Linked DNA regions of Homo sapiens: regions 1 and 2 are each linked to region 3. A link is a loop called in an ENCODE intact Hi-C map of the cell type or tissue named here. Cell type or tissue: PC-3. All regions are shown on one strand.

The links. Hi-C counts contacts between places; a loop is a spot of excess contacts. Peaks named below come from ENCODE experiments on the same cell type or tissue, not always from the same donor. Only the 100,000 strongest peaks of a DNase experiment are listed, where the experiment ranks them.
Region 1: it touches region 3 in a loop (3-fold over the local background); 2 of 110 quality-filtered maps call a loop at or near these places.
Region 2: a loop joins it to region 3, with 6 times the contacts of the local background. A loop is called at or near these places in 2 of 110 quality-filtered maps.

What each region holds. Positions count from the first base shown.
Region 1 is chr2:173,850,919-173,858,918 of GRCh38, forward strand. No RefSeq gene overlaps it. Among named protein-coding and RNA genes, the nearest start is that of SP3, 110 kb to the right of the region's middle. In PC-3, no CTCF peak of the experiment used is centred here; DNase peaks (open chromatin) are centred at 553 and 4,133; H3K4me3 peaks cover 308 bases; H3K27ac peaks cover 721 bases.
Region 2 is chr2:174,075,219-174,083,218 of GRCh38, forward strand. It overlaps OLA1 (Obg like ATPase 1), which reads right to left. Exons shown (of 11, transcript NM_013341.5): 8 at 6,706-6,846; 9 at 5,934-6,030; 10 at 3,750-3,872; 11 at 1-309. The coding sequence ends at 208. Among named protein-coding and RNA genes, the nearest start is that of LINC01960, 54 kb to the left of the region's middle. In PC-3, CTCF peaks have their summits at 1,001 (motif pointing left) and 3,261 (motif pointing left); no DNase peak of the experiment used is centred here.
Region 3 is chr2:173,567,783-173,575,782 of GRCh38, forward strand. It overlaps the pseudogene LOC100129456. Among named protein-coding and RNA genes, the nearest start is that of CDCA7, 220 kb to the left of the region's middle. RefSeq lists a silencer at 5,231-5,290. In PC-3, CTCF peaks have their summits at 479 (motif pointing left) and 3,727; a DNase peak (open chromatin) is centred at 3,809; H3K4me3 peaks cover 1,496 bases; H3K27ac peaks cover 2,882 bases.

The DNA of each region.
Region 1 (8,000 bases), 280 kb after region 3:
GTTTTCTTATTTCAATCTATTTTTCCTCTTTTGAAACCTGAATGTTATCCTTGTTAAAAATTGTAATGTAATTCCATGGTAATTGATACTGCAAAGAGGTTAGAAATACACACGCAGGCCTGCCTTTAGGGTACAAGGGGCTCGTCTTATTTAATTTAGAGCATGGCTCCTATACAAGAACAATACTGAATTTACAACCAAAATTGCATAAGTCTAGCATGTAAGTGATGTGTAAATGAAGTGCTCCCTGAACAGGCATTAAATGCGCGTTAAGAGGGAAGACCATAACAGTCCATCATTTCAATGATCCCAGCCCAAAAGTGCTTGAGTCACTTTGACACAACAGAGTGTGACAGCTTCATAGGCACTGTTTCAGGCTGCTGGGTCCAAGCCCAGTGGAAAAGTGCAAATGAAAATCGGCCCAACGAGTCACCGATGGCCGTGGCCCAGGCTCTGAGTGCCAGTTGGCACAGTCCATCACTTTTCCAGACTGGACTGGCCAACTTGATCCACAGGAGGGAGGATTTTACGTGATTTTGCTCTAAATAAATGATGAGCAACTGATGTGGAAATAAGCCAATCAGATAACTTTAGGTTTGAATCCAAACCCTGGGCAATGGTTTCCAGGTGCTCGCCAAACAGATAGGAACAGCCCCTGGAACAGCACAAAGGGAACAGTCTCTTGGGAGTTGATGTTCCAATCTTTGCCTCACATACGAAGGTATGTAGGGTGAATGCCTAAAAATTCATCTTCCCCTACAGGGATTCAGAATAAAAGCATTCTATCTTTTTCCAGTCCAGGGCTAGTATCTGTGTATCTTTCACTATAAAATGAGTCCCCATGAAACAGTCCAACTTCAGTTATTAATGAAGTAATACACCCATTCATGTAGGAAAATTGATCCAATGCTATTTTGGCAGGGATGAGATTGCTACACATCCAGGACCTACTACCAGGCCTTGACCATGGTAGGAACTCAAAATTATCTTACACAAGTCAACTTTGACTCATTTCTTAACTATCAAAGATGGATTTGCACCATCTATCCATGCACTTTTATTCAAAACCCTAAGCCTGCATTTGCACCATGTTTAGCTGGAAGTGGGAATGAAATCTATACCACAGGACACAATGTCATCATCACTTTGTGAGAACATTACCCATAATATGGCCTCGTTAGTATCATTCTCCACTGATATAATCAACCCACTGAAAATTCCACTTCTAGGTTATACTGTTGAAGAAACATATCTTAGACCTAATCATTAAATATCTAAGTGTTGGCATCAAAGAATATATTCCAGGAAATAAATATATACATATATGTACATACACATACGGCACAATCATCAGACCTCATATATTTTCCAAATAACCTTTTCAAGAGAAATGTAAACTTTTGCTATTTTTATAACATTTCTTTTTAAATATGTGAATACCAATAATGTAATTTAACTTTTTCTTAATATTTAGGGTTGACCTTAGAAATATAAATTAATATTATCTCCTATAACATAGTGGTGCTCTTGAGGCCTATTGATGTACATAAAACTCGCCATTTTAGTTACGCTGACAGACTTCAGTTCAGGAGGAGGGGGTGTCTGGTTTTGGCCACTTCTGTGAGCATCCCTGTCTCCTCCCTGAATAAGAAGTTGTCACTCCACCCTGCTGTCATGTAAACTTTTCTTCTCATCTCAATCCCTACCATGTCATTGGGTTTTTCTGCTCCTAAAATGCTATTGGAACTATTCATTCATTCATCTATTTATTCTACAAGCATTTAATGAGCCTCTATTATATGCCAGGCACTGTCCTGGGAATAGCATGAAACCAGTTCTTTTTTTTTTTTCTTGAGACAGAGTCTTGCTCTGTTGCCCAGGCTGGAGTGCAGTAGCGAGATCTCGGCTCACTGCAACCTCCACCTCCCGGGTTCAAGCGATTCTCCTGCTTCAGCCTCCCAAGTATCTGGGACTACAGGCGCCCACAACCACACCCAGCTAATTTTTGTATTTTTAGTAGAGACGGGGTTTCACCATGTTGGCCAGGCTGGAAACCAGTTCTGATGAAACCCACAGCTGATGGGTGGACAAGCAATTAGCCAAAGAATCATGCAAATAAATGTAACATCACCTCAGAGAAACAAGAGGGATATGAGGCAGTAGACAACCAGGAACTGATCAGGAAGGTCAGAGGAGACTTCCTTGTGATGGTTGAGCAGATCTCCTAAGAGTTCACTGGTGAGGAAGGATGTGGAGAGAAACACACGTGCCAAAGCCCTGTGGTGGGAGAGAACACAGAATCTGCCACATAGGAAGAGGAGCCCTGTGGCCAAGACCTAGGCCTTTTGGTCTCTAAGGGCAATGGAAGGCAGTTCAGGTGTATAAGTGGGCAGTTGCATTTTGAAAACACCATCTTGGCTGCAGAGTAGAGGACATTTTGGACATGGGCAAGCTTTACATCCAGTAGGAGCCTGTGGCAGTTAAGTCCAGCAAAAACGATGGTGGCTTGGCCTAAAGGCAGTATTCTCAGTCCAGGCTCCACAGAATTCTGTGAATTTAGGTGGGAAAACAAGCGTATCTTTATTGTCATCAACCGCTAATTGAAATTTAGTATTTCCTTCCGTTATAAATGTAGGCAGCAAACCTCAGGAGTATTAGCAGCATCTGTGACCTTGCTACCGAGAGAAATCACAGGTGTTTTCAGATCACATTACAGTTGCTGCAGATATATCAAGATATCATTTATACTCAGCCAGTCGCGGTGGCTCACGCCTGTAATCCTAGCACTTTGGGAGGCCGAGGCAGGCGAATCACCTGAGGTCAGAAGTTCGAGACCAGCCTGGCCAACATGGTAAAATCCCATCTCTACTAAAAATACAAAAATTAGCCGGGCATTCTGGTGTGTGCCTGTAATCCCAGGCTGAAGCAGGAGAATCACTTGAAGCTGGGAGGCGGAGGTTGCAGTGAGCCAAGATTGATTGTGCCACTAAACTCTAGCCTGGGTGACAAAGCGAGACTCCGTCTCAAAAACAAACAACAACAACAACAAAAATATATATATATGTCATTTATACTCATCACTACTTGAAAATTACTGCAGTTGTTAGGCCTGCTACTATGTCATATTACATAATGCATTTATAAAGAAGCACATATATTATTATAAGTCAAAATTATTAATACTTTGATAACTGTATTTTAACATAATTGGTTTTCTTTGTAATCCTGTGTTTTATTTAATGCATTATAAAGCCTTATTCTTTCTGCATTAGTTTGCTAAAAAAAATTAAAAAGTTAAAAATCTTACTTTAAAAAGGGGCACATAGGCTTCACCAGACTGCCAAAGGGTTTCATTGCAAAAAGTAGGTCAAGACTCCCTGCACGTGAAGAGTGGACGATTTGAGAGCTGTGTAGAAGGTCAGTGTGGCATGACCGAAAGGTGAATGGGCGCACCCAGATGAAGGGAAAGAAGGTGCCTGGGAGAGTTTCTAGAGGTCTGGTTTATGCAAGTGGATGAGCAGTGGCGCCTTCAATCAAGGAAGAAAACACTAGAAGAAGAAGACCATAAGAACATCTATGGGTAAAGCACAAGGGCTTTCGTCACTGGGCTCTGGGCATCTCATTTGGTCATTTTTTTCCCCTCACTTTCTGGTTCTCAGCCAAATTGTAGATAGTTGAGAAATATTGGGAAGTCGGATGTCACCATGAACAGATACATACACATATAAACAGAAATCATTATCAAGAAAATTACAGGTTTCTAGTCACAATTTCCAGTTACAAGGTATTTTTTAATATTTACAAATGAAACCATTATCCAAAAGCTGCCTTTTCCTCTCTAGTACAAGATTGCTTCCCAAGGGACTGCATTTCTTTTCCTAGAGGACACCAGTTTTCATTAAAACCTTGAAGGAAGCAATGGATGTCATCGCCCCAAGTCTTCGTTTACTAGGTCCCGATCTCCATTCTATTTATTCAAGACTACCACAGCTCCTTCAAAAAATCAGAAACATCAACCCAAATATCCTCATTATTTCTGTTTCTACACAAGAGCAACATATTGACTTTGCCAAAACAATTAAATTTAAGCCATGAGTCACCAGCCAAACAGTCCCCTTGGTGACTTCATCCAAGCCTTCCTCCTGCCAGCTGTCCCTCCTGCATCTGTCGAGTCCTGGGCAGGGGAAGGGCTGCAAACAAGACAGATTAAATTCTGTGATATGTCTTCATTTTTGTTGCCTTAGAATTTGTGGAAACCTTCTAAACACAAATTGATTCCAAATCAAGTTTTGAATATCGGAGTCAGGGAAATGAACTATTGATTTGCCCTTGGCTCTGCAGAACTCAATCAGAATTTTCTCATTTTCTGCTGTTTTTTTCCTTTTACCTGTGGAAGGAACACTTCGGGCAAGAACCAATTCCAAGGCTGGTAGATGATGTTTGAGAAATAGTGGCTCTCCTCACCCCTGTCATTCTCAGGTGTCGATGCACATGTGTTGGCATTTTAACTTTTACAAATTTTTTTCTATTTATTTTCTTTTACCCACTCACCAGGCCCTAACTCCCTCCTACAGAAAAATCCTAAAGATATTAAAACCATAGGAGATTTTCTTTTTAATATACCCCATCAAGAACTATGATTTACACTATGCTGAGTGAAATCCATTTCAGATGTCCTGCTTCAAGTTTCTAGAATTTAATACAAACTTAAATATCTTATTGGATTAATGCATCCATTCAGTGTTCTGCTGTTACTTTGATCATGTACTCAGACAAAAAAATTTTCTTCAAAGGAATTACTACTATAAATAGGCTGCTTTGTGAGAGAGCCAGTTCTGCTACATACTAGAAAACATTTCAACAAAAACATTTGTATCAAACTGGTTGGTTTTTAAAGAACTTTTCCAGATTAAAGTCAGCCTGGCAGACTGGACTGCTTAGCAGTTGGACAAATTTAGCCAGGCTGCTAGACACATTTCTCAAACTTTTTCTAATTTCCTGTTACGTAAGTAATATACAGTGAACGTCAAAGTAGGAGAGAGGAAAAATAATACAGCATCCTTATAAATATCTACCTCACATACACAATGCAATCTACATTCTGGGATACAGAAGGCACATTTGCTCAACTTGTTTAGTTAACAAAGCAAAACAAAATCTTCGTATGTTAAAACTTGATCAATGGTTAGCTGCAAAGCTTCAAAACCCAAACCAGCAAAAAAGAAAAAACAAAAATTACTGGCTGATACCTGGTTACAGGAAGAGGAGAGCCTCATGCATAACTGCAACCAGGGCCTCTAACCCTGTCAAGGAGCTCTCTCCCTTTCTCTCATCCTTTGTCCTCTCTGCTTCTCTCTGCGGGCTGGCTTCATTCTTGCAGATCACCTTTATCTACCCAAGGCTACAATCAGAGCTACTTCTAAGTCATATTTTCTCAGCATCAAGACAAGAAAGTAAAGAAACTCTTCTCCTCTGCTACCAACTTCTGTTTTTTAAAAATGGCAAGGAACGACTCTGCTGGGTCTAGTTTAGGATACATGCCCCTTCTCAGAGCAATCATTGTTGCCTAAGAATATGGTGGTATAATTGGCTTGCCCATGCCAACCTCACACCCAGCAACAATCACAACACCAGGGAGTCAAGGTCAAATTTTAAAGTGCAACTCCCTTTTGCATCCTGTATTAGACCAGCAGTTTCCCAAAACAGTCTCAGAAGGAAGGGAGAGAGCTTAGCAAACAAAACAATAAATGCTCACCCTAGGTATGTGGCAATCATAACTCTACAGTTTCTACCAGGTAAGATTTTGCCCTGGTTTGACATTTAAGATACCAGAGAGCAACTTAAATTACTTTATATCAAAGATGTTGTTTCTCTAATATAAAATTATAATTGTGTGAATTGTTAGCAATGATTCAACATGAAAAGAAATAATTTTATAGTGACATTAAGTAAATATATTTTCTCCATTTCTAGTATTCTCTGATATTCAAGTACTAGGTCTTTCTGGACATAAAACATTGAAGTGTCTTTTCTTCTCTCTCTCTCTTCACTTACAATAGGCTACACTAATAATTTTAGAGAGCCATGAATGATCTTTCCACATAATAATAAATGTTCTAGAATTGTTCTAATTCAGCAATATCAGCAGTGTCCAAAAGCTAAGTGAAAATACCATAAACGTTGAGTGGAGATGGCCATTTCCTTCATCACATATGCATAACTGTGCAATCCTAGGAGCCAATAGAAAGGCAGCTTTTCCACTCAGTGTTGGGTACCACAGGCAGTTGACCAGAGGAGCTGGAGGCTAGCCCAGCGCCACCACTAACAGTGTTGCTGTCACTACTCAGGACCATCGTTTCCTTGCCTGTAAAAATGATGGGACTGGCCAGGCACGGTGGCTCATGCCTGTAATCCCAACACTTGGGAGGCCGAGGTGGGTGGATCACTTGAGGCCAGAAGTTTGAGACCAGCCTGGTCATCATGGTGAAACCCTGTCTGTACTAAAGATACAAAAATTAGCCGGGTGTGGTGGCGGGCGCCTGTAATCCCAGCTGCTCGGGAGGCTGAGGCACAAGAATCACTTGAATCTGGGAGGCGGAGGTTGCAGTGAGCCAAGATTGTGCCACTGCATTCCAGCCTCAGTGACAGAGTCAGCTCTGTCTCAAAAAAAAAAACAAAAACAAAAACAACAACAAGAAAGACTAGAGTAGATGAACTTTAAAGTTCTAAGCTATTAAAATTCCAGTAAAGATTATTGCTAATTTTCACTTTAAAAAATTAGAATTCTAGGCCAGGCGCGGTGGCTCACGCCTGTAATCCCAGCACTTTGGGAGGCCGAGGTGGGCAGATCACAAGGTCAGGAGATCGAGACCATCCTGGCTAACATGGTGAAACTCTGTCTCTACTAAAAATACAAAAACAAAATTAGCCGGGTGTGGTGGTGGGCACCTGTAGTCCCAGCTACTCAGGAGGTTGAGGTGGGAGAATGGCATGAACCCAGGAGGCGGAGCTTGCAGTGAGCCAAGATCATGCCACTGTGCTCCAGCCTGAGCGACAGAGCGAGACTCTATCTAAAAAATAAAAAAATTTAAAAAATAAAAATAAAAAATTAGAATTCTAACAGAAAAGAATGACATAGTTGTGACATAAAAGAGCATTTGCCAGGTGCCAGTGGCTCATGTGTGTAATCCCAACACTTTGGGAGGCCGAGGCGGGTGGATCACATAAGGCCAGGAGTTAGAGACCAGCCTGGGCAAGATCTCTTCCCAATTTTTAAAAAATAAATAAAAGAAAAAAAATAAAAGGGCCGTTTTATTTTAATCTCTTAACATACAGCTAGTTGTCAGTCTCTTGCTCATTAAATGCTTACATGGCCCCTTGCCACCTTCGGGGCTGGGTGTCAGGGATACAGATGAGCAAGCACGTTGCAGTCCAAGAGCTGTGGAGGGGAGACAGCGTGTAAACAGATCATGAAAGTGCAATGTCAAAAGCATTCTAAGAAGGTAGTAGGCAAAGAACCCAGCGGGGAGGTGGCGAACCCTCCCCCACGATGACCTAACCGAGGAGGGTACATTCAAGATGAGCCTAGAGAATCTGTATAGTTAGCCAAGTGTGAAGGAAGAAAATCTGGGCAAGGGAGGAAGCATGTGCCAAAGGAGCTCAGCAGGTTCTGAGAAAGGAAGTCTGGTCAGAGTGGGACAGGTGTGGGGCAGAGATGAACGGTGAGGCCAAGGGACTTTCTCCTGTTGACAGAGAGAGCCGCTGAAGGGCCTCCCACAGGAGCTCGGCACACACAGACCTGCCTCCTAGAAAGTGCCCTGGCAGCAGTGCAGAATGTGGATCAAGGGAAGAGTGGCCAAAGGCAGAGACAGTCAGCCATCACAAAGCTCCTATATTCATTGAATGAGCTGATGAGGATCTGGGTTAAGGCAGTGGCAGGAGCAAGGGAAGAGAGGGCAGGGGCTGCTGAAGGAGGAGAAGGTTTTCTGCGGCCCATTAAC
Region 2 (8,000 bases), 510 kb after region 3:
CAAAGCTGTTCACATTTAGTGAACCTGCATTTCATGGGGGGGGGGGGGTACACAGTATTTTAATTTTAAAACAAATAAAAATAATTTGTTTGTCAAAGATTCCCATCTCCCCAACTTTATTTGTCGCATTGGTTTTCAGAAATTTTAATTTTTTAAAAATCAGATGCCTTTTGGAAGTTGTATGTTTATCTGAGCAATAACTAAATTTTATTTCTTCTTCGGTTGTTGAGGTGTGTTAAATTTGAAGAAGATAATATCTCCATCTTCAACAATATAATTTCTGCCTTGTTGTCTGTACTTTCCAGCAGCCTGCAAACAGAAAATATAGAGGAAATGGGTTATTAGTTTACAACTAAATACATGGGGTAAATGGTGGCAGCAGATATAAAAAGTATTATACTACTTGGGTGATATAAAAAAAGAAAAAATGAAATATAGGAAGGCATACAAGTTCAAAACTAGACTTGGAGAGAAGCAAAGTATTCTTGATTTGGGCAGAACTAGATTTTCCATATATACATAATCATAATGTATTCTCCACTAAATTGTTGGTACATAAATGTAATTATACCAATATCATTAAGTTTCATTACACGCTGTTTATGGTACATTTCTGATGTGTCTGCAAACATCCAGCAAGTCACTGTAACAAAACAGATCAAACCAGGCAGAAAGAAAAAGACTATATAACTAGTTAAAAGCTGCTTTATTTGCTTAAAGAAATCCTTTGGTGACACTGGTGATGCCAAAAATATAGTTGGTATAAGGAAAATTATGATCAGTTGTTGTGTAAGATTCTGAACTACTTCCTTGTAGTTTTTAAAATTTAGTCTTGACAATGTGTATACATAGAAGTATGTACTAGAATTCATCATACGGTTTCCTGACTAATGGCCCTAGTTACAAGGAGACTCTAACAGGTTGCAGTTGCAAAGACAGATATTTCTTCCACTTGTAAATTAGTCAGCAAAGCAACTGATTCCACCTGCTGGTATGCAGATCCAGACATGCAATCTGCTGGTAATTTTAATAGAAGCAAGCAGCAGTTCCAGAAAACCAGGTTTAGTCCATGGCATGAACTTTACTTTACCATAAGTAAAACAGGCTCTGCAGCACCCACACTTAACACTGCACACAGCTGACATGGTCCCACATGACCCCACCATCGACTCCTCAACAATAAGGACTTGAGGATCTTTTGGGGGAAATTCTCAAAAGTTTTTCCCTTCTGTTAGAATGTATTGAGAAGAAACCTTTGCCCAACAGGATTAGTGCTTCTCTTTGAAGATATTGATAAGAATGTTCAAAGCCAAGTGAAATTATACTAATCTGTAACAAAAACACTAATAAAGATCATACATCTGAGGGTAAAATCAACAAACCAGATTGCAGAGCCCTAGTAAGCATATTTTCAATTATCTAGACCACATATAAAACTGTCCTGATTTTAACAGAATATAAATATATGAAGAATATATAAAGCTTATTTCTAGAAAGCCAACGTAACGTACCCTACAATTAAAGGCATATGTGTGTGTGTGTATACATATATATTTATATTTATATATATTTCATATATATGACACATATGTGTGTGTGTATATATATAAAAATACATATTTTCACATGTTTTTATAAAGACATGCAATGTATTGAAGGCCATAAGCTACTTATTTCTAGAATCTATAGCCCACTGTTATAAAACTATATAGACAATATAAATCAAGTACATATTGACATGACATATTAATGTAACTTTATATACTTTGTTACCACTCAAGTTTACTATTAATTAAAAGTGACAGTGTTCCTTTAAATTCTCTAGAGACCATTTAATCCATTTCCACTGCTATCAGAAACACTGGTTGAAAAAAAAAATCAATACCCATTTGTGAATCTTGAGTATGTATTAAACAAGACACGTCTAACCAGTTCATTTGCACTTGAAAGCAGCCATCTGTAGAAGCCAGCTTTGCCTAAGCAGATATGATTGCTAATAATGTGATATCCCTGTAGACTACAAAGCCCACACAGAGCTATTCAGTATATAGTTCACAGCACTGGCATTAAATTAGTTATGCTGCACTGGTGTTAGAAATACATATACATACATACATACATACATACATACATACATACATACATACACACACATATACACAATTTTGCTCTCAAATCTAAAACCTACTTGATAATCTGCAAGTAAACATTTGTTGAATAAAGGAGCAGAGAGCAATTCCTAAATGCTTCATTTTACTTGGACTTCAAATTTTGAAATATTAGTTTTGGAGGTTAAAACAACGTAAAATATTTAATGGTATCCTAGGTGAAAATGTCAGAGTCAACCTTTTCTAATTTATAGTATAAAAGCTGCCAGTTAGTGGTAAATAGTCTTACAAGCAGGAAATATTATTTTATTGGATATTATAAAGTTTCTCTCAATTGTTAAAGGAAATATTTACAATTCATCTATCAAGTTTATTACAACATAGATCTACTAAGGATTGGTAAACAGGCTTACCATTTTAAGAGTATAAAAAAAGAAGCATCTGATCTCTGAATTCTAGTAATAGAAAACATCCTCATTTTTATCTTCCTTATGAAAAATAGATATGCCAACATGATGTAGCATGTTGACAAATAATCTGAGATTTTTGTTCGTCTAATTAGTATTCCTGACAAAGTTCAATCTCAGTATTTTTGCACACCTACCTATATCTATACAGATGCCACCATCAAAAAATTAACAACTGTGTTTACTTGTAAACTGTTATTCCTTCCACTCTTTCAAAAAAACAAAATGGTTCTCATTCAACATTGAACCAATTATACCAAGATTTTCCCCCTCCTCTTCCTGGTGTTCCAACAGTTCTATTAAAGTCCTGCTGTTCGGTATGACCTTTCCAATGATACCAGTGAAAATAAAGTAAACCTGAAATAAACTTTTTTGTATTCCTTTCAACTTATGAAATAGTAAACACAAGAATCTTCTTTAAATTCTATAACATTTACTATAGTAGTCTTCAAATATTAAATTAAATTAAAGAACCTTCCTACAATGTCAGTTTAACCAGCTAATCTGTCTATATTAGAGATTGCTAGATTTCTCTAAGTAACATCTAATAAATCAAACAAAATTAATTTTGCAACAGAATTTACATTTAACAAGTCATCTACTACTCATGTATAAAACTGCTTCACTATTAGTGTCTGCAAACCAAATTATCCTTATTAGCTAAAATAAAGCACAATTTTGGACCTGCCCTCTAGTGTTGAGAAAGCAAATCAAATCCCCAAGTATCTTTAAACAACAAACAAGTAAAACCATGAAGTTTTAGAAAGAACAGCTTTTATTTAACTAACTTTCTATCTCTATTCTTGAAGTAATTATAAGCATATATATTATACTTCAGCTATTCAAATGTAATAAGTACAATTTTTCATTGGCCATGAGTGAACAAATTCTTCGAAATTATTTACAATTACTTAAACCTAATTTATTTTATTTTCAATTATAGAAAAAAACCTCCACAAAACTACTGACAATTCACACATTTTTAAAATGATCTAAAAGTATGTAAACATCTATAGCTCTTAAGTCAGTTGATAGTAACACTAAACGCTGATCATCTTATTACTTTATTTTAGACTACACTCAGTTTAAAAGATAATTATCATTCATTTTTATCATGACTAACTTCGCATCAGTGGAAACATTGTGAAATACAAAAATAAAAACAATTCTTTACCTTGACTGCATTTTCAGAACCTTCCTCTTTAAAATCTTCGTATTTCATTACTTCAGCCATAATGAATCCCTTTTCAAAATCTGTGTGAATCTTTCCTGCAGCCTGAGGAGCCTTAGTCCCTTTCTTTGAAAAGAAAGACCAGAGAAAACTAATTGCATTTAAGATGACTGATTGTAAGCACAGAGTTTCTTTTCTCTGATCTGCAGTTGGGCTCAACTAGAACTTAGTTTAATATCTGTTAAGATGTCAGGTATATAATTAGTACATTTTCAACACTGGGTAGTATCTGTGCAGCAGATTTAGCATAGATCAGTAGATATTAAAGAAGCGTGGCTTTGTTTTTCCTAACAGTCATCCACTGTTTTATTGATTTAGAAGCAGTGGTCTGGTTTTGGTGTAGGTTTCATTTCGATTTTCTATTCTTCACAGTGGAAAAAAATAGATTTTTAAGTAACTTTCAAGCTGAATTATCAAAGGTTTTAAAAAGATAAAAAGCTCTCAAAATTTCAGCTCATCTAAAGAACATATAAAAATCAATATACAAAGGGACATTTTAAAGGCATTTCCAACAAATCATATTGGAAATCTACATTCAGCAAATAATTGTGAAACTCTCAAAAAATTTCGATAATAAAATTTTTGAACATTTTGCATAATATTCCCTGCCTCTAACCATCATGAAGGAAATTCAAGTTGATATAGGGAGAGAAATGTCTTATAATTAACCCATATGTTATATTACAAGGATATATATTCCACACACACATAACCATGGAAAGAAATTTGAGAAATAACGGTGACCTAAAGGCTGCTTAATAAAGCATGTTAAAGTGATAAGGAGTCTGACACTAGAAAGCACAGTTTTTACAATAAAAGATGTATTGGGTTAATATAGCTACTCACTGATGCTTACCTGACTAAATATCTTAGCACATTAAATCATGGATACTTACAATCAGTCTTAAGATAAACCAGCTTTCACATTTTCAAGCCCAGAACATGCTATCTTTCCTACCTCCACATACTTAAGTTAGAAAGTTTTAAGGCTTTAAAATACATCTTTAAAATATATAGTAAAAATAAATCCTGGCAATTTGTTTACCAACTTGGATTTGCTTTGACATTATTTTTAAAATCTATATAAAAGGACCTTGGTTAGAAGTCAATCAAACATTTTTTTACAAAGGGGAGAGGAGATAAAAGAAAAGTAAATCTCACATTCACACAAGGCATTTAACATTATGTTAACTGCCTCCATGTTTCTATCCATATTAAATCAAAATACATGTAACAATAAATTACAGTAGTCACTGAAAACAGGAATCAAAGCACCACTAAAATTTATCGTGTAGCATATATTTAAAAAGCATAATAAAAGACTGAATAAGACACTATTTCTAAAAGTTCTGGTATTATTTTTATATTCTGTAACATACTATTTAGGATCACATATATTTCAAAATATTTTTCAATAGTAACTACTATGTTACAATATATTTAAATTTAAAAGCAAACCATTACAGTTCAGTTTCTATTGTCCTCTGGGAATAAATTAGTCATTCTCTCTGTTGTATTCAGTATACATCAATTTTTAAAATACATATCACATTTTTAAAGAAGTAAGACTGAACATATAACACTGAAAATAAACATTACTTCTATGAATTCAAATTTAAAAAGGCATGAATTATTACACGTTGAGTTTAGCTTTTTGAGCCCAACTGTGTATCTATGAAGAGCATAATGATGTCATATTGCTTTTATTGCTGAAAATGTAATCCGAGCAAAGCAAAGGAGGAAAGAACCACCCGCAACCCAAACAAACTTAGCGAATACAAAATGAAAAGCAACATCAATTTCACTGCAGACAAACCCAGTCACACAGATTAAGCAAGCACAATACTGGTGCGTCTTATCTCTGACCACAGGAGGAGGGTAGACAGATTCTACAGGATGAAGAAATTCAGACTATGTAATAGGCAGAATCAATTGTTACCTGCCTCAATCAATGCCGCTCCACTTTCACTGTTCAGCAGCTCACAAATAATTAAAGTTATCCTGGACAAAAACCTCATCTGTAATGACTAGCTAACCGCCACCATGACAAACTTCAAAGTCAGTGATATCAATCTGAATTCAATAGTGTGGAACTGGATATAGCTGATGAATAAGTATGAATCTTACCCTGATGGTCCATGCACGCACTTCATCTGGGCCTGCAGTGAAAAAGTATTCTAGTTGGAGTGCTGCAAACCCAGCCTTAATGATCTTTGGCAAAGCACTGAAATCAAATGAAACAAATTCACCCAACACATAAGTTGATTGTGCCAGAAATTGGTATAGAGCTAAAATTATTCATTTCAAGCAGAAAATGTTAAAGATAGTAGTAAATGACCATTCATCTTTCAGAATACACTGGAAGGGTTCAGAAAGCAAGTAACTGTTTTTAAAAACCTCTCTTCTAAAATTGGTTTTAATTGTATTAGCCTGAAGATATTATTTTGAATTGTTTGCTATTTAAAAAAAGAAAAATTATGACTATTTTCATCCAAAATTAATTATTTCCAGGACCTGGCCATAAAAGCAAAATTATTTGATTGAAATCTGATATTTAAACAATATATTACTGTTACTCAGAAAAAATTATGGCAACTGATTCACCCTTTCCCCTCCCCCACTGAACATGACGAAAGAGTTTTGGCGATCATTCCTTCTCAAAAATATACATAACTAATACCTATGTTATAATTAAAACACTGTACGGAGATGACAGATGACAGTTAAAAACTTAATTTAAAATAAATCTTTTCACTCTGTCTCATGGTAAAGAAAGGAGAAGATTCCCTCTTTATAATGGTAATTACTCTGTCATTTATTATTCTATCAGCGCAAGCAATTAAATTACTGCAAGGAAATAGTTGATAATAAAGTGTAGGGAAAATGAATGCTAATTAACCTTTGTGTCATGTTCGCTTCCAGATACTTCTGTCTCTCCTCAGCACTCAATTCTTGCAACTTGAGTTCCAAGGCCCCACTAAAAGGAATGACCAAAGCACCTGGGTCATACTTGTCCACCCACTCTTTAATTTTTATCAACCTGTAGACAAAAAAGGGCACAACATTATCTTGTAGTGCATGCATGACTGTACCACATTCATTATTATCAAGTAGCACATACATATTCATAAGAATTGCACGGTTTTATGATGCCATCTTTTTGTATATAGCTTTCCAAGGTCAAGGCATTAACAGGCAGCAACTGCTTCAGGTATACGCCATAGTATTTTACTGTAACCTAGTTTTACTTTAGCACATTATCTATGGAAACTATTATACAAATATTTAAAAACTTTTTTTAGTTACACTAAAATTGTTCAGCATTAACACCTGTACCCTTGAATAAAGCTTCCATTTTATAATTTTTTGTTTTCCTTACTTTACAAAGTAAATTTTTAAAAGAAGACATAAAGTTCTGTTTGTACAGGAATCATACCTAAAAATACCAGCTAATTCTGAAGAGCCCTTCACAAATAAATAATTTGTTCCAGCCAGATATCTATATGCCTGGTTTAGTTCCTTCATGGACTAACAGAACTCACAGTGGTCACTAGTTTTGAGGAAGCTTTTTCCTAGCCAGAACAAGCACGTGCAGAAATACAGATTTACAAATATGGTTGATCACGTACGCAGCTGTATGAACCTGACTTTTGTGAGAACAAGAATAATAGAACTGCAGAGGAAAGAAATTCCTTTAATCACAAAGGATTTGGAAAGCCAAATCAGTTAGGAAACTGATCCTAGTTGTTACCTGAAAAGACATTATTGAGTCATTTTTTTTCCTTCCAAAGCATGGAGTATTTGGCAAAGTAGTAATTAGAACATAAATGAAATAAGTGTAGTGAATATATTAATTAGGTTCAGAGCCTAACACTTTCCTAGCTTTTTATTACTGGGCAGGTTACTGAACGTTTCTAAGCCTCAGTTTCCTCACTTGTAAAAATAGAGATAATAATAGTACATATTATATTGTAAGGAACCTAGAAAAGCCTGCAAATAGTAAAGAATTAACAGCAGTTACTATTATTAATTTTCCTTCTCAGATAATCATAGCATACATTCCTATGAATCTGGAACTGAGTTTAGTGTGAGACTATACATTCCATTAAAATTTTTATAAAATTATGCTATAGGCTTACATAATTCCACTAGACTGCTATATTTAGACAAAGGTTTTAATAGTTATTATGGCAA
Region 3 (8,000 bases):
CCTCTTCCCAGCCACATTGTGTTGGAAGGCCCCAAGGCACTGAAATTAGCAATACCAGCTTCTCCAGCCACACTCCCTCCCTAGGTGACTGTACCAATGCCACTCTCTAACATGGTTGAACAAGGAAAAAACCCAGGAATCACCCTGACTCCTCTCTTTTTCTTATATCAGGGTTCATTAGGTCCCATCGGCTCTGCTATTGACTTCAGGAGTGGAAACCACACTTGTCTCTTGTCTGAGCCTTTTCATGAGCTGCATTAGGCTGAATATAAGAAAAATCAAGGAAACAACCAGCCCAAGGAATAAAAATGTGGTTGGCACTGATAACATGAAATCTGGGGTGTTGCACATGCTTTCATGTTCTAATTTGCTCAAAATGCTATTGTACCACTGGCGTCTTTGCTCCAGCTAGGGAAGAAAGGGCAAATAAGTAGAGAAGTGACCACTCATGGCACATCCAGTCATTGCCTGTTGCTGCCCCCTGTAGTCCACCCTCGGAGGTATCAATCACAAGAAGGTACTGGCCAAGAGGGCAATGAGGCAGGCCCAGAATCTAGAACAGTGCTGCTAGTATTGGTAGCTAGCAGTCATGCATGGTTACTGAGCACGTGGAATACAGCTACTCCAAATGGAGTTGTGCTATAAACATAAAATGTATGCCAAATTTCAAAGACTTAGGACAACAGCAAAAAAGAATGTAAAAACATCAATAATTTTTTAAGCTGATTATATGTTGAAAAAAGTTTTTGCATATATGGGTTAAATTAAATGTTGTTAGCATTTTATCAAAATTAATTTCACCCTGTTTCATCTTTTTAAATGTGGCTACTAGAAAATTTAAAATTATATAAGCAGCTTGCGGTGTATTTCTATTAGAGAGCACTGGTCTAGAAAGTCCAATAATTGGGGTTTTAAGAAATCTAACAGCGTTTTAAAATTTCAATGATATGTTGTCCGTGAACACTAATTCCTGAGAAGTTTCCATTATTCAAGAAACGTTCAAGGAATGAAAACCCTACATTTGAATAGTCTTCCAAGTCCAGAGCCCTCATAGGGGAACACCTTTGTTCTCTAAGAGTGAATTTAATTTCCTAAACTCTTTGCTCATTTATTCAACAAACATCTATTGAGCACTTACTATGTGTCTGATGCAGCTAGACGGTGATGCATATAGAGGGGAAAATGAAAATCTCCTCATCTCAAGAAGTTTATTACACTGGGGATATAGATACAGAAATAAATATCCAAAAGAATTTTTCCAAATAGGAGGTGTACAAAGAATGAGGAATGTCCATTCACTTGGAGTCAGACCTGATGAATGAAATAGATGATTGAGTTAATGTTCAAAGGAAGGTATGAGTGACTCTACAGGAAGGACACTGATTGTCTTTCACAGCTTCTAAACAAGATGGACCAAAATTGGGAGAAATGGCTGCTCCAGTGTTCGAATAAATGTGTCATTTAGCCTGCTAAGGTGCTCACTTGGAAAGGGACAATGCTTATTTTAGCTTTTAAGTATTCCCATATTTGTACAAATAAAACCCTACACTTTTGTTCTGCTCCAGTGCCTCCTGCTCAGCCCAGAGTTCCCATGAACCAGCTATGCTGGCTCTGGGTGAATGGGAGGGATGACCAGGGATGGAACCTTAGGAGACAGCTGTCAGGGGTTAGGACATCTTGTACAAGATGCTTAGTGGACTGGAAGGGGAACCAGCAACGTCTGCCTCTGTACTTTCTTATTCTCTTAGAGAAATGTGGAAATAATATCCAAGGGTCCTCTCAAAAAACCGAACACCGCATGTTCTCGCTCATAGGTGGGAATTGAACAGTGAGAACACATGGACACAGGAAGGGGAACATCACACACCGGGGCCTGTTGTGGGGTGGGGGGAGGGGGGAGGGATAGCATTAGGAGATATACCTAATGTAAATGACGAGTTAATTGGTGCAGCACACCAACATGGCACATGTTTACACATGTAACAAACCTGCACGTTGTGCACATGTACCCTAAAACTTAAAGTATTAAAAAAAAACACACATGAACTTGCACTGTGAAAAAAAAAATATCCAAGTGTCCTCTAATCTAGGCCATGGCAACCTGTCCTATTGGACAGTTAGGAAATTTCTCTTATCCCAATACTCAGTGTATGAAATTCATTCTACATAGACTCCTACCGTGTGCCTCATAATCAGTTCTATTTAAATTAAAATGTTTTGAAAGAGGAATTACTCTGGTGATTAGGACAGACTAGGGAATGCCTCTGCTCATTTTTATTCCAGTATGAGACACACCTATAACTGAGGGCACTGACCAAATGGGTAAGAGAAAGCAGAACCAAGCTTCATGGCCTGGAATTACAGACTTGTCTGGCTGATGTTCGGTCACACAAACATTTTCTCATACTGGTAAATGTCGACATCACCCAGAGGGTGCTTGGTCAACTCCAGTGCAAACTATTAACCACATTAGAGAAAATAGCCCTGGAGAGGTATCGCTCAACCGTTTTAACTTCAAAAGATGTCATGAGAAGAGCCACAAATTATTATTGCTGACAATTTGTACAATATGTCCCTGGTGAAATGTGTGTGTCCCTACACTGCACCATTTTACATAACAATATGAAATATTAAAAGGGAAAAACGTTTTGTAATAAACAGCAGTTTTGCTGATTGCGGCTGATTATGTTAAGCAGCTTGTACTGTGGGTGTCAGAGGAGACTTAATAGCTCCTATAACTAATCTCCACGACTGACCTCTCCCCTCGGCTGATGAAGCCTATTCAAAAATCTGCTGCCCTTTGCTCATTTTCAGATCTTATATTTCTGAACTGTTTGGATCGTGCATATATTTGCTAAAGTTGTTGTGTACAGGATTTGTGTGTGTGTGTGTGTTTAAAAAAATATACAATCCATGAAGAAAGATTCCTGCCAGGGCTGTCTTATGCATTATTTAAAAAAAGGAACAAACTACACAAACAGTAAAAACAACGCATATTTACAACATTCATATCAGATACTGTGTCATTTATTATAGCTTAAGACCGTTTCTGTATTGAAAGTGTGCGAAGAAATATAGGGCCAACATTTTTTACTCTAACTTTAAAATAAAGGGTAAAGGATGTCTTTCTGGGGAAAAGCGTCATCTGGGCCATTTCATCAGCCTCGATGGCTGGTACTTAGAAGCAAAGTGCTATTCAATCATGAAGCAATTTCATTTTTCTGATAAAAGTTTTTGATTTAAATGGAATTTCATAGAGAACATTTCAGAGTATAGAGAACTCCTCCATCAGTAAGTGCAGATAAACATGTAAGTGCATATGTGTAAGTGTCTATGATTAACAGTTTGCTCTTCCTCTGTTACCCAAATCCAAGGATGTTTACAAAGCCACAGGGGAAATGTGGAGGTTGGTAAGAGCAGCGCTTTAAAGAGCAGAGACGTCAGTCCTCCCCACACTATTCAAATGCAGCCATCCTGGGGAAATAAAACCAAATAAAGACAAAAGAGGGAGGGAAAAAATCAACAATTCAAAAAGTAAAGTGTGTGAATCTGACTTGCTAGAGAAAGGGGTAGACTCAGTACAACAAGGTCACAAAAAGGTGCAGCCTTCGATGAGACAAATACCGGCTGAAGCTGGCTGATAAATATTTCCTGTAGGATCTGAAGCAGGTTGTCACCAGCAAAACAAAAATCCCTAGGGGGCAGTACATAATTAACAATTTGAAGATGTGGCCGCGTGTCATTGTCTCAAAAGGAGCCAGGGAATCCTGCCCCCAAAAGCACAACCCGAGTTCCCATATTAATCTTACTGTTTCCCTATAAACGAATATCAGTGTTTCCCCAGAGGCTCAGAAGACGCCTTTGCTCTGGGCTGGCAAATGTCTCCTGGCTCATGGTGTCATTTTCCTGTGATTTTAAATCAGCATCACCAAACCTGTTCCTCTAGTCTGAGCAAAATCACACAGCATGTTTAGGAAAGCAAACAAGTATTTTTTTCTATTATCAAAGACATGAATAAAATCGGGACTGAGAGAAGAAATCTATTTACACAGGGTGCCTGAACGAGTGTTTAAAGACTTTTAGAACAGTGACTCTCTAAAAACAACTGACCTTCAACTAAATTGCACCCACACACCAGAACAAAAACTCGGGAGAGATTAACAGAAGTCATAGAGAAGTTTTGGCGTGGTTTAAATATTTCTTCGGTTTATTTCAAGACAGGTTGGAGTTTGGAAGGAGGAAGAGGTTAATTGCCAGAGGTTAATAGAACAAGGAAATACTGAACTTAATCTTGGGGTGGTTCTGGCATTCACTTAAGAGAAGTCAGCAATATTTCCCAGGGGGTAGATCCAGGACAATGCCAATTTCGAGTTTGTTCTGCTGCTGAACCTTGGAAGCAGTGTGGACTACTGCTCAGAGCAACAAATTTGGAGACAGGAGACCTGGGCCACATTCCCACCTGTGACTGAAAGTGGGTGCTCCTTGGGAAGTTTCTCAGATTCTCTGTGTCTTGGTTCCTTCAATTGCAAACTGAGTTCAGATCACTTGCCACCTGCCTACCTAATCAGAATATTGTGAGGGTTAATGAGATTGCACTTGCAAGGTGATTGCCTCATCATATAACTCCAAAGTATTATTATTCATCATAAAGACACAGCTGCAATATTGTATATTGTTACATACCAGATGCCATGTTTCTATTTTTAGCAACCTAGAAATGACAGTGTCTTAGAATTATACAGTGGGAGGGGCCTGGCAATATTACCTGCCCCAAGCTCTGTTCTGGGTCAGGTGGGTGTCTAACCAACCAAAGATGGCTGGCTGTTCAGTCTCACTTTATGTCTAAAGGAGGAAACTCTTCAGCTCGCCTTTCAGAGGAAATTCCAGTGTTATCATTCTGATGGTCAAGAGTTATTGCTTAAGTCTGAATTCTCCCTTCTGTTTTAATTAAAATAATCTTTTTCATTTATTAATATGTATGTGGGTCTCCTTCATGTAGTGATCTTGAGGGGCAGAAACCATGTCCTATGCATTTTTATATTCTTTAAGTCACTTCCTGGTAAGGCAGTACCTAGTAAACACTCAAGAAATGCACTTTGGATTGAATTCAGTTGTTTGTAACTATGTGGGCAGAAAGAAAAACACTGATAGCACATTTCATACTAAGAGCATGGGTCCTGCAGTCCTAGCCCCCTGGAGGCTCAGGCTGGAGGATGACATAAATACAGTTCTGGGCTAACAGGTGGTGTGGCTATGGTGTATGTGCCCACATTTGGAAAGGAAGTTGCACTTCAACTTTCTTTTCCCTAAGACTTTCAAAAAGCCCTGTGGTTTGTGCTATGGCCTGAGTGTTTGTGTCACCTCAAAATTGATATGTTAGAATGCTAATCCCCAAGGTGATGGTAGTAGCAGGTGGGGCCTTTGGGAGGTAATTAGGTCATGACGTTGGAGCCTCTATGAATGGAATTAGTGCCCTTATAAGAAGACACGAGAGAGCTTGCTTCCACTCTCTCTCTCTGCTTTCTGCCCATATGAGGATGGCACGAGAAGACAGCCATCTGCAAACCAGGAAGCAGGCCCCAAACACCAGATCTTCTGGAGCCTTTTGGACTTCCCAGTCTCCAGACTGTGAGAAATAAGTTTCTACTGTTTATAAGCCATCTGGTTTATGGCATTTTGTTACAGTAGTCCAAACAGACTAGCACAGTTTACCCACTAGTGTTTTATGCTCTTAGATACAGTGATTAATGAAAGCTTCAATCAAATTTTCCTGGTTTTCAATGCTGTCTGGTCTATAATTACTATATTAATTCAACCCTATCTCCCATTCTTCCCTCTTTTTTTAAACTTTTATTTTAGGTTCAGGGGTATATGTGCAGGCTTGTTATATAAGTAAGTTGTGTGTCACAGGGGATTGGTGTATAGATCATTTTATCATCCAGGTAATAAACATAGTATATGATAGGTAGTTTTTCAATCTTCACCCTTCTCCCACCCTCTCACCCTCAAGTAGCCCCAGTGTCTGTTATCCTCTTCTTTGTGTGCATATGTCCTCAATGTTTAGCTACCACTTATTAGTGAGAACATGTGGTATTTGGTTTTCCGTTCCTGTGTTAGTTTGCTTAGGATAATGGCCTCCAGCTCCATCCATGTTGCTGCAAAGGACATGACTTTGTTCTTTTTTACGGCTGTGTAGTATTCCATGTTGTATACGTACCACATTTTCTTTATCCTGTCTACCATTGATAGGCATTCAGGTTGATTCCATGTCTTTGTTATTGTGAATAGGGCTGCAATAAACATTCATATGCCTGTGTCTTTATGGTAGAATGATTTATATTCCTTTGGGTATATACCAAATAATGGGATTGCTGGGTAGAATGGTAGTTCTGTTTTAAGCTCTTTGATAAATCTCCCAAATGCTTTCCACAATGCCAGTGCCCATTTTTTTAAAAGATGGGCATAACATTTGTTCACTTTTCGACTGAAAAGGAACCTCTGTCCTTCATAGTTTAAAAGAAAAATTCCACAAGCTCGAGTTCTACCTGCATGCCATTAGGGCTGGCTCCCTTACATGCAACTGGCTTTCACAGATTCTCTGTAAGCTTTTGGCCCCTGCTCTAGTATGGCTTTAACTTTTCCTATACAACTGAATGTTGATTGTTTTACAGTTCACATCTGATATTTTTCTGGAGAGACTCGTAGACACATGATGACCTCACTTTTATTGTCCTCTGGAGCATTCCTTCCTGTCGTGGAAATTGGCTTAGGCCTCCCCCTCCACCAGTGCTGGGTCCAGGTCTTGCTCTGCTGCTGCTGAAGCAGCTTCTGTAACACTTGGACCCCAAGAGGCAAGAGGCCCAAGGAGATGGGCAAAGGCATTGGGGCTCAGAATATTAAGGTCTGGGTTTGAAGGATGTTTTTGTTTGTTTTGGTACCTTCTATATTCCTTGCCAGTTCCATCCTCCTTTCAGCAGTAGTACTCTTCATTTCCGTTATACACTCTTCTATTTCTTTATAAACATCTTGAGTACTCTGGCTTAATTTCCTCCATTTTATACATTTCCATTTGCCCTTCGGCTCTCAGTGAAACCCTAAGATGACTCAGCTTGTTTCCTGACTAATTGGCTTCCACACTGCTAGAGTTTTTTATTAACTTGCAAAACTACCCTTTTGAATGGTAGTGCTGGATTACTTGGTGTGATGGCAAACTTTATGTGTCAACCTAGCTAGGCCATGGTACCCATATATTAGATTGGCCAAACACCAGTCTATATGTTGGCATGAAGACATTTTGTAGATGTGATTAACATTTAAATCAGTGGGCTAGATTTTTACAGACTGCCTCATGGAATTTCTTGTAGTTCTTCTTGTCTTCTGCCAGCTCAGAGAACAGCTCAAGGCACTTCTTAACAATGTTTGTTTGAATGACTTTTAAGATTTTGCTCTGCTTAAGCATTTCTCGAGAGATGTTGAGGGGCAGATACTGAGAGTCAACCAAACCATGAATAAAATTGAGAAACTCTTGTGTCAACTCATCACAGCTGTCCATGATGAACACACGATGGACAGCTTGATGTTGTTCTTTTTCTTCTTGTTCTCAAAGAGGTCAAAGGGAGCCCGTTGAGGGATGAGTAGCAATGCTCTAAATTCCAACTGACCTTCTACAGAGAAATGCTTGACTGCCAAGTGGTCTTCCCAGTTATTGGTGAGACTCTTGTAAAATTCTCCATATTTCTCCTGGGTGACATCATGAGGGTTTCTGGTCCAGATGAACTTGGCCTTGTTTAGCTCTTCCTAATCAATGTATTTCTCTTTAATTTTCTGGTCTTCTTTTTCTTACCCTTACTGCTATCATCTGAGCCTACATCTTCAATCTTGAGCCTTTCCTCAGCATCTTTATTTTCCTCTTTTTTCTCACCTATCTCTTCTTTTGCCTCATTGTCACCGGTTTCCTTCTCTCATTCCTTCCCCCAAATAAAGAGTGATGGGATAGCTTA